Regions from separate parts of the Homo sapiens genome. Here region 1 is linked to region 2. Evidence: chromatin loops called from intact Hi-C (ENCODE). Cell type or tissue: endothelial cell of umbilical vein. All regions are shown on one strand. Region 1 has its middle 10 kb from the start of L3MBTL3. Region 2 overlaps LAMA2 (laminin subunit alpha 2).

Region 1 (5,000 bases), 520 kb after region 2:
GGCAACTCCTCACTTTTCTGTAAAGCAGAATCCTATTCACTTCCTTTGAGAAGACTTCGTCTCTCACCCTCTCATTTTGGTAAGATTTTATTATAGCCTCTTCTGCGAACTCCTTTACTCTTTTACCATTTATGATCCTCCCTTTGGGATTGATCTTGTGTCTTCTAGAAAATGCACTTATTCAGGGACAACCTTGGGTTTTCTCACGCCATCCAGGAGGGCTCCAAACCTCTGAGGAGACCTGGCTGACACCTAGATTGCAACTTTGTGAGGCCCTGAGCAGAGGGCCCAGCTTAGCTATGCCCAGAGCCCGGACCCGTAGAAGCTGTAAGATCATAAATGTGCATTAAGTAGCTACCTTTGTGGTAATTTGCTGCATAGTGATAGAAAACTATATACTGCCTTATTGGGAAGATGTATAGTTTATAAGAAACTGATTCTAGCTAATGTTAGATAGAGAAAAAAAAAGCAAAATTAGACATGTCACGGAATTGAAGGAAAAGCTAAACCATCAGGCCTTAGGGATAATAGGCACAAGGGTGACCGTGAGGGTATCACTGAGGAATTTTGAGGAGTGAGCTTTGAAATAATCTGCCTACATCCACCCTTGTTCCTTATCCCACGGATAAGATTTTTCCTGACAGACTCTAACTGGCCTCATTCTCATCACCTGCCCATTCCTTGATGTCGGGAAGCTTGAGAATGGACAGACCCCAAGACCATGTGGAAGGAGAAAGGAAGTCTCCTAAAGGGAAAGTGTGATGTTCTTAAGGAAAACAAAGGAGAGGGATTTGAGACAGGCCCACACAAAAGAAAGCCACTTTGCTACTGCATAGGGTTGTCAAGAAAAAACATGAGATAATGCATATAAAATGCTTCGCATGGTTCTTGGCACACAGTAGTCACTCAGTACAGTTTAACTATAATTATTAAGCATCAGGGGCCTATGCCTCATCTAGAAAGCAAAAGAAAGAACTCTGTTCTTGAAAATGAAAAGAAAAATCCCAATTTGATAAGGGGAAAAATCCCTGACACTCAAAAGGACAGGCTTAAATGTCTGTTGCTACCTAGATGATTTATAATCAAAGGGTTATCAGAGGTTAGGAAGGTATAGATTTCAAAGTGCTATTTGTGCTGATTATTGCTATGTACTCAAAGTCAAACCAGCTATGAGATATAATCCTCCAAATTCCAGTGGGCCACAGACAGAAGCCAACTATTGGTGGCTGTTTCTCTTCACACAAAACTCTTAATGGTTGGCTCACAGCTCTGATTGTAAGTGGGCTGGATGGTACCTAAGCCCACCCATCCATCCATGCTTAAATCATGGCTTTAAATTTGAAATTTTGGAAAATTAATTCAGATATGAGATGATAGTCATGTTTACTGAGGATCATGAACAGAGTCCACAATATGTTTGTGTACTTGGTATTGAGTGATGTAGTTGTGTTGTTGAAGTGAGGCTTTCCTTTGATCTTTTTGTTGACGAATGCCATTCACTGGTCAGTACAACCATTCTGAGGAAGAACTGTCTATCAGGTGGTGTCATTTTGGGCCCAGAACATCACTGACGGCTGGAGTTCACTTCCATTCCATTCTGTTCTACTCCATAAGTATTTATTGAGCTCCCATTATGTGCAATGAACTGTATTAAGTGCTTTGATAGATTAAAAAATGAATAGATAAGACAGAGCTCCTGACCTTAGGGTATTTTATTATCTCAAAAGAGAGACAAACGTTTACAAGGACCAGACACAATACAGAGCAGGATGTGACAAGTGCTAAAATAGATATAGAGACAGAAGAAAGCTTTAAATTTCAAGTGCGCATACCTGAAGTTTTCATATAAAGGGTGAATTTGAGCCCTTTTAAATCATATGCCCACTAGAACAGGCAGCATTTTATCTGTTTTTGTATTCCTAATTCCCAGCACAGTTCCTGGTACTTAATAGATGCCAATAAAGATGAATTTTTAAATTGCTTGAGGTGTGGAAAAATAGACATAAAATTTGCCATTTTAACCATTTTTAAGTGTACAGTTCAGTGGCAGTAAGTACATTCACATTGTTATGCAAACATCATCACCATCTATCTATGGAACTTTTTAAATCTTTCAAAACTGAAAGTCCAGGACCTATTAAACAATAACTCTTCATTCCTCTCTGCTTCCAGCCCCTGGCAAACACCATTGTACTTTCTGTCTTTATGAATTTGACTACTCTTGTTATCTCATATAAGTGGAATCATACAATATTTGTCCTTTTCTGATTGGCCCATTTCACTGAAATGTCGCCAAGGTCCATCCGCGTTATAGCATGTGTCAGAGTTTCCTTCCTTTTTAAGGGTGAATAATAAAGTTTTCACTGGATATATATAACTGCATTTTGTTTATCCATTCATCCATCAGTGGACATCTGGATTGTTCCCATTTTTGGCTATTGTGAAGAATGCTGCTATGAACATGAATGTACAAATATCTTTTCAAATGAGCTAGAAATTGGGATAGATCAAGAGTGGTCAGAAAGAGGGCATTCCAAGTTCAGGAAATAACATGAACAAAAGGAAAGAAGAATGACAATGCACTAGGCTTGCCTGGTGTGGCTTACTCATGGGTTGGGGCTGCACATGGAAAGGTTGATCTGTTCCAGAAGTTGCAGGGCACTAAGTACCATACCAAGGAGAAAAAGTTTTTCTGAAGTTATTAGGAACCATTTAAAAGGGGTTGGAGCAGGTAAGCAACATTACCAACACTATACTTGAGGAATACAATTGTAATGGCGAAGATGTAGTTAGAAATATACGGTAATAATCTTGGCAGGAGACAAACTAGGGCAGTGGCAGAGGAAATAGTACCAGGAGGGAGTAGAGTTATTTTTATTTTTGTTTGTTTGTTTGTTTGTTTGTTTGAGACAGGGTCAGGGTCTGGCTCTGTCACCAGGTAGGAGTACAATGGCACGATCTCGGCTCATTGCAACCTAGGCCTCTCAAGCCATTCCCCCACCTCAGCCTCCTGAGTAGCTGGGACCAAAGGCACGCACCACTATGCCCAGCTAATTTTTTTGTATATTTTGTACAGACCGGGTTTCACCATGTTGCCCAGGTTGGTCTTGAATTCCTGAGCTCAAGTGATCCACCTACCACGGCCTCCCAAAGTGCTGGAATTACAGTCGTGAGCCATTGTGCCTCCCTGGGAGTAGAGAGATTATAATGGAACTGTTAATAGGATCTGTTGACCAACTGGATGTGGGCGGCAGGAAGAGGAAGTTGTTGTTAAATCAGTGCCTGAGAGCATGGTGACATTACAAACTGAGATGAAGAATGCAGAGGAAAAAGAAGCAGGCAAAAACAATAGCTACCATTTATTGAGCTCTTATGTGTTAGGTACCTCACATGCATTATCTCACTTAATCTTGATAATGACCTTGTGAAGGACGGATTATTGTACATGGAAGGATACTCTGTTTATGTAGAATAAGTTACTGTCTAATATCTAGTAAAGGGGTGGAACTAGGATTCCAACCCAGACCTAATGGCAAAGTTCAAACTTTAAAAAACAAAAAACACCATACTATTCCATTGTCTTCAAACACATGGAATATCCATGTGGACTCATCTCTCAATAACTCGGCAATGTAAATTTCAGTTAAATGCTCATGAATAAAAATATAGTCCATCTCTACACAAAGATGACTTCAAGCGATGCTGAGGAAGAACATAAATAAGCTGACTGAGGAGAGACTGTAATGACAGAAGACCGGAACTTAATTCCGGAAGCACAAGTATCTATCGTGTGAGAAGACAAAGTGGGACTGGGTTTGAGGAATAAGAGAACAGCCAGAACAATGAATTGACAAAGACGCTGCATGAGAAGGCCATTTCAAAGAAGTGATCAGTCAACACTGTCAAGTGCTTCTAAAATCTTAAATAGGAAATAGACTGTGGCCACTAGATTTGACACTTAGGAAGTCATTGGACACTTTACAGAGAAGAAAGTACATATAGCAGTGTCTGTGGATTGAGGAATGTATAGAAAGTAAGGAAACAAAGAAAGTGAGCGTAAACTTCTTGTTTATGAAGTTTGGCGGCAAAAGAAAGGTGAGATTATGGTACAGTATTTGAAGTGATGTAGATTTGAGGAAAGGTTTTCTTTTTGAGGACCTGGAAGATAGGAGCATAATTTTTTGGCTGTGAGGAAAAAGCTAGTGGAGAATAGTCAACTGAAAATTTTGGGAGAATAATGGAAATTCATGGAGGACTAGAGATAGGCTGTGATCAAGAGCACATTTCAAGGGATAGTGAGGGGCAGGGAGAAATAGGAATATTCTTTCCCCAGGAATAGGAGAGAAAGAGACTTTGCAAGTTGAAAGGAAGAGCTGACAGTTTTTGGTGTTTTTTTGTTTTGTTTTTGTTTTTTGCTTTATAGAGAGGGTCTCACTCTGTTGGCCAGGCTGGAGAGCAGTGGTGAAATTACAGTTCACTGTAACTAGGAACTCCTGGGCTCAAGCGATCCTCCTGCCTCAGCCTCCTGAGTAGCTAGGATTGCAGGTGTGCACCACCATGCTCAGCTAATTTTATTTTTTTTTTAAGATGGGGTCTCACTATGTTGCCCAGACTGGTCTTGAACTCACGGCCTCAAGCCACCACACCTGGCTTGAAGTAGTTTACATTGGGATAGAGAGGCAACACTGTGAGGCTGTGGGAAGCTCTGGTGTCAAGATTGGTAAACAGCTGGTTGGGCTAAGGAAGAGGGAGTCAGATAGGGTCAAATGAGTAGATTATCTAGCTTTACTGAGGGCTCCTTTGAGTTAGGATGGTTTTACTCTACCATGAAGGCAACCCATTCAAAGAGTGACTGAAACTCAGTATCTTTCACACTAACACATTTTCCAACTTTCCTGAAACTCCACAGAGATGCCTGATTGAGTTTGGGTATTTCACAAACCTCCTTAACCTTATTTATAGACCCTTAAGGTAGATAACTCTTGGCTGATTTTATTGAT
Region 2 (5,000 bases):
GACGTTTAGAAACCATGATCGAGACAAATGAGGGATCATTTATTTGGACAAACTGAGAACTTTTACTAATCTAACAGCCAGATATTGTAGTCATGGTCTCTGAGGAGAAATGCAAACTGAATGCTCTCATTTGAATCTTAGAATGCTTTAGAATCCTGGTTTCACATGTCTTCTAGATTAGATGTTAGGCCCTTTGACAAACTTTAATCCTTTTCATTGCGGAAAGGACTTTTTAAAAGATTTAAACTTTAGCCGGGCGTGGTGGCTCACACCTGTAATCCCAGCACTTTGGGAGGCCAAGGCAGGTGGATCATGAGGTCAGGAGTTCGAGACCAGCCTGGCCAATATGGTGAAACCCCGTCTCTACTAAAAATGCAAAAACATTAGCCAGACATGGTGGTAGGCGCCTGTAATCACAGCTACTCTGGAGGCTGAGGCAGGAGAAATGCTTAAACCAGGGGGACAGAGGTTTCAGTGAGCCGAGATCGCACCACTGCACTCCAGCCTGGGCAACAGAGCAAGACTCCAACTCGGAAAAAACAAAACAAAACAAAAACATTTAAACTTTAAGGAATTTCAATAAGTAACTGCAGATTTGAGAAATTAGTTTACCGAAATCACTCAAAATGTGTTATTTTGTTGAGAAAGAATTCTGGAATTCCCAAATGCATTACACTATTGTACCACTATGCCACTATGTCCTTTTAACAGGTGCTTCTTCAAGAAGGGCATTTTATTATGCCAACTTCACAGCTGTTGACCATCAATCCAACCTTTATTTGATTAAGCTCAGTATATAGTACATCACTGGAAACCAGTCATTTAGTTAATTGGCCATATAAACGAACAGTTTTGCCATTCATTGTTAATTACAGGATAATATATGACATATTAGTGTGTAGTCACTGAACTCTGTGCCAAAACAGTAATACATTTGCTACCATAATGGCTCATTCGGCACTCTAAGGTTAAAATGCAATCTACTCTATAAGCAAGTGCCACATTAAACTGATTGACCAGAGATCGCAAGTGACCATGAGAACTTCACCCAGAAAAAATTTTTAATGCTTTATATGCCTATTCTATGGCATGATTTGTGTCACATACTAGACAAAGATGATTTGTTTTCATTGTTCTGAATGTATGTGAGATCTGTAATAACATCCTTTCATCACAGATGAGAAAATATTAACTAACCTGCCCAAAATCATGTACTACAAATAACAGGACCAGGTATTAAATGAGATGATATATTTGACTTAAATACCTCCATCTATGCACAGCCAATAGATTATTCTTACATTTTTGTGTGACCATAAAGGTTTATATTACTAAATGTTGATTATGATGTATGATTATTAATTTGGAGATATTTGCATTATCCCAACACTTTTCAGATTTTCAGACTATGCATGTCAGTCATCATTTCTTTTCCTAAAATCCTGGACAAAATGATAGCTTTAATACCGCCTCACAAAATAATTGGATTTTCACCAAACTGGGGGCCAAGCTTCTCAAGAAGCTCCTTCTCCCTTGTCCTCTGCCTCTCTTTACTCCTCCTCCCTCATTCTCTCTCCCTTCCACCCCTTCATCTGGAAAAATCTCCCTTTAGTCACTTTGGTATCTAATTTCTTGGCACTCCAGTGACCTCTGCCTCCTATATCTGCTTTGTCCTCTGATCCTTCTCCTGGCATCCGCCTTGGTGGCCAGCAGTTCTTACTGGACAAAAACATCAAACCCTAAGAGCCTGAAGTAGTTACTTAAGCAAATAGGACAAGCAACTGAACTGAGTTTTTCTTCTGGGAAAGCTTTCTTCACACAGGTACAGAAATAGGCTAAAGGTCAGGAAGTAGGGTGAGATATTTTAGGAGTCATTTGGGGTTTCCAGAATGAGATAAAGATTTTAACACTGAACCCTAAATATTTTCTTTCTTAACATCCAAAGTATGTTCAAACAGAAAAAAGATTAGATTCTATTTATTATGTAAATTACAAACATTAGGACACATTTCTCTTAATATCTTCTTCCACGTATGCAATCCAACTGATATGGTTTTAAAAAAAATCTTAAACCCACATTCCAAACAAATAAGAAATAGGGTATAAGTAATCAAGTAATTATGAAACTCTAAGAATCAGCCACTGAAACTGTAAAAAAAAAAAATAAAGCTGACCTATTACAATACTAAAGTAATACAAAGTTTAATGTACCTTTTTGCACATAGCAGGCCTCAGTAAAAAGCTGTTAAATAAATACTTTTTAAAAATGGAAAACACACCAGAATCATAATGGACATATTGGCAATGTCCTTCTCAATAAAAACTAAAGAAATGATCTAGATTTGATGTTCCTAAAAGGTAAAATAGGAGCAGGATTTAGCTGTAGTTTTCTAGCAATGCCCTTTTTAAGTAATACAGCCTCAGGGCAATCCCTTAATTAATATTTTCCGCTGTTTGAAGTAGGTATTTTTATCTCCATCTTATAAATGAATGAAATGGACCTGAGCATGATTAAATAACTTGCCCAAGGTCACACAGCTAGTAAGCTTCCACACTAGTACTTAATTCCAGTATGTTCCTCCTGAAAGCCCACACTCATTCTCCATCACCACCCTGTGAATTGGTTTAAAAAAAATAAGGGTCACTATGATGGTCCTTGTGGCAGAACCACACTACAGAGAGAGGCTACACCAGAAAGAGGAAGGCCTCTAGCTTTTTAAAATTCTAATCAAGAACAGAGATTTACTCTCCTTGGACAATCTTTAACAGAGGCTTATATCCTTCATTAAAACCTTAGAAGCCCTGTGATATCATGTTGCTAAGAAGAGGCTGCTTTCAGCTAAAGGGGAAAAAGAGTGTAGGGGAGGGGCTTCTCAGTGAGTCACACATACCCGGAAGTGAGTGGTTTTCTGAAATTCTCGTCTCAGGAAACCACCGACACTCTTAGCAAGGAAGCTGAACCTCCTGGGTTTTGCCAACACATTTTTCCATAGTTTGGTAAAGAAAGAAACCTCAAAAGTATGTCATTTCCCCCTATTTTCTCTTTGAAACTAAATTTTACCGGTCCCTTCTTCACCCCCTTAACAGTGACGTTTTTGAGCCACAGCGAAATCCATTTTTTGTCCCTTTCTCTTACTTTTGAATTATCTTACTTGTAAAGTGCCAATTCAGAGCATCTTTACCCTGGCTTATTGTTTTTTCCAGTTCTACATGTGGTTTTACTTCTTTATAAAGTCAAGTAAGAGGGTACTTTAGGACTGAGGTTTCCATCCAAGTACTCCGGTTTTCTCTCCAGATATGAAGTAAGTTTTCAGTAATCCATTCATGATCCCCAGGCTAGTGACTAATGCTTATGACTAATAGCACCATGATGACTGTTAAGACCGAAACTCAAAACTTGCTTCCGGAACAAAAGAGAAAATGCCTTTGGTCATTTTCATCAGAACTCTTTGTCTCCTTCTGATTCTTGGCCCAGGGATCCAAGGATTGTTGTAAATAAGTAGCATGAGGTTCTCAATTAGCAGTGTGTGAGTTCTCTCTCATAAGCAAATTAGGAAAATTAATGAAACAGCCACTAAGGAAAATCATTGCAAGGAACAATTAGCAGGGTGTCCTTGCCTGCCTCTTCTATTCAAAAGCCATCAGCTACATTCTTTATAAAAGGTGCTTTAAGTGTTTGCTGTTGATTCCTGCAATCTAAGCTCTCAGGAGCATGGTTTGTTCCCTAGCAAGAAGATAATAGCCAGCACAACCCAAGGAAGACCCCATGCTTTGCTAAACCTGCCAACCCTTATACGGTTAGACATTACTGCACACTGCAGAAGCCTCAGTTCTCACAGGCTCATGTGTTGGGCTGCACAGCGCTGTTGTCAGCTCTACAAGAGGCTAATGTTGCAGTGCGCCATGACCTGGTTTCAGTAAACTTTCAGGAAGAGTGAACGAGGGAGTCATGGAACGAGATCCTGAGAACAGCGTTTGCTTAGTGTAGAATTCCTAAGCATCCAATTTTGGCTCCCTTAAAAGCTATGGTTGAGAGGGGTGAAGGGTGGCAGGAAAGAATTTGATTTCCAACTGTATTGAATCAGATGTGACTTATACTTGTTTATTTTTAATATTTTATCAGCATCTTTACAGTTCAAGTGGATGAAAACAGAAGATACATGCAAAACCTGACAGTTGAACAGCCTATCGAAGTTAAAAAGCTTTTCGTTGGGGGTGCTCCACCTGAATTTCAACCTTCCCCACTCAGAAATATTCCTCCTTTTGAAGGCTGCATATGGAATCTTGTTATTAACTCTGTGTAAGTGGATCTCCTCATTACTACTACTAATTTTTTATTTTTATTTCTTGCTATTAGGGGTCCCAATGCATCTACATTGTCTACAGCTATGCAGGGGAGGAGGGAAACAATGAGGATCTTCAACTTAGACTGAGAAAAGCACACTAATGGACTTAAAAAGGCATGCGGGGATTGGGCTTAATTGTAAGGAAGCAAAAAAACGAAAATAAAAAAATCTTATTTATTACATTCTATTAGCCCCATGGACTTTGCAAGGCCTGTGTCCTTCAAAAATGCTGACATTGGTCGCTGTGCCCATCAGAAACTCCGTGAAGATGAAGATGGAGCAGCTCCAGCTGAAATAGTTATCCAGCCTGAGCCAGTTCCCACCCCAGCCTTTCCTACGCCCACCCCAGTTCTGACACATGTAAGTGTTTATATTATCCCCATTGCTTTCTAATTTTTACCCAGTATTCTGAGTCATTTCAGAAGGAAGATTATTCAGGATATCTAGTACACTCTGATATTAGAATTGAAAGAAATATAACCTATCTAAACCTATTCTTACATCTTCATTGAATGACTTACCTATATTTCCATCTTCAATTTTGTTTACAAAACAGTACATTTTCAGTTGAAATGTTGGAAAACACAGAAATATCCAGAATCATGAATAAAAGACACTTATAATACCATGACAGAGGCAACCATGTTGGTTTCC

What was found. Peaks named below come from ENCODE experiments on the same cell type or tissue, not always from the same donor. Only the 100,000 strongest peaks of a DNase experiment are listed, where the experiment ranks them.
Region 1: it touches region 2 in a loop (9-fold over the local background); 5 of 110 quality-filtered maps call a loop at or near these places.

What each region holds. Positions count from the first base shown.
Region 1 is chr6:130,006,090-130,011,089 of GRCh38, forward strand. No RefSeq gene overlaps it. Among named protein-coding and RNA genes, the nearest start is that of L3MBTL3, 10 kb to the right of the region's middle. In endothelial cell of umbilical vein, no CTCF peak of the experiment used is centred here; DNase peaks (open chromatin) are centred at 2,392 and 3,272; H3K27ac peaks cover 2,681 bases.
Region 2 is chr6:129,487,778-129,492,777 of GRCh38, forward strand. It overlaps LAMA2 (laminin subunit alpha 2), which reads left to right. Exons shown (of 65, transcript NM_000426.4): 57 at 4,124-4,300; 58 at 4,538-4,706. LOC102723409 (a long non-coding RNA gene) reads right to left here. Exons shown (of 8, transcript XR_001743860.2): 8 at 4,705-5,000. Among named protein-coding and RNA genes, the nearest start is that of ARHGAP18, 220 kb to the right of the region's middle. RefSeq lists an enhancer at 2,795-3,994. In endothelial cell of umbilical vein, no CTCF peak of the experiment used is centred here; DNase peaks (open chromatin) are centred at 2,884 and 3,324; H3K4me3 peaks cover 301 bases; H3K27ac peaks cover 3,198 bases.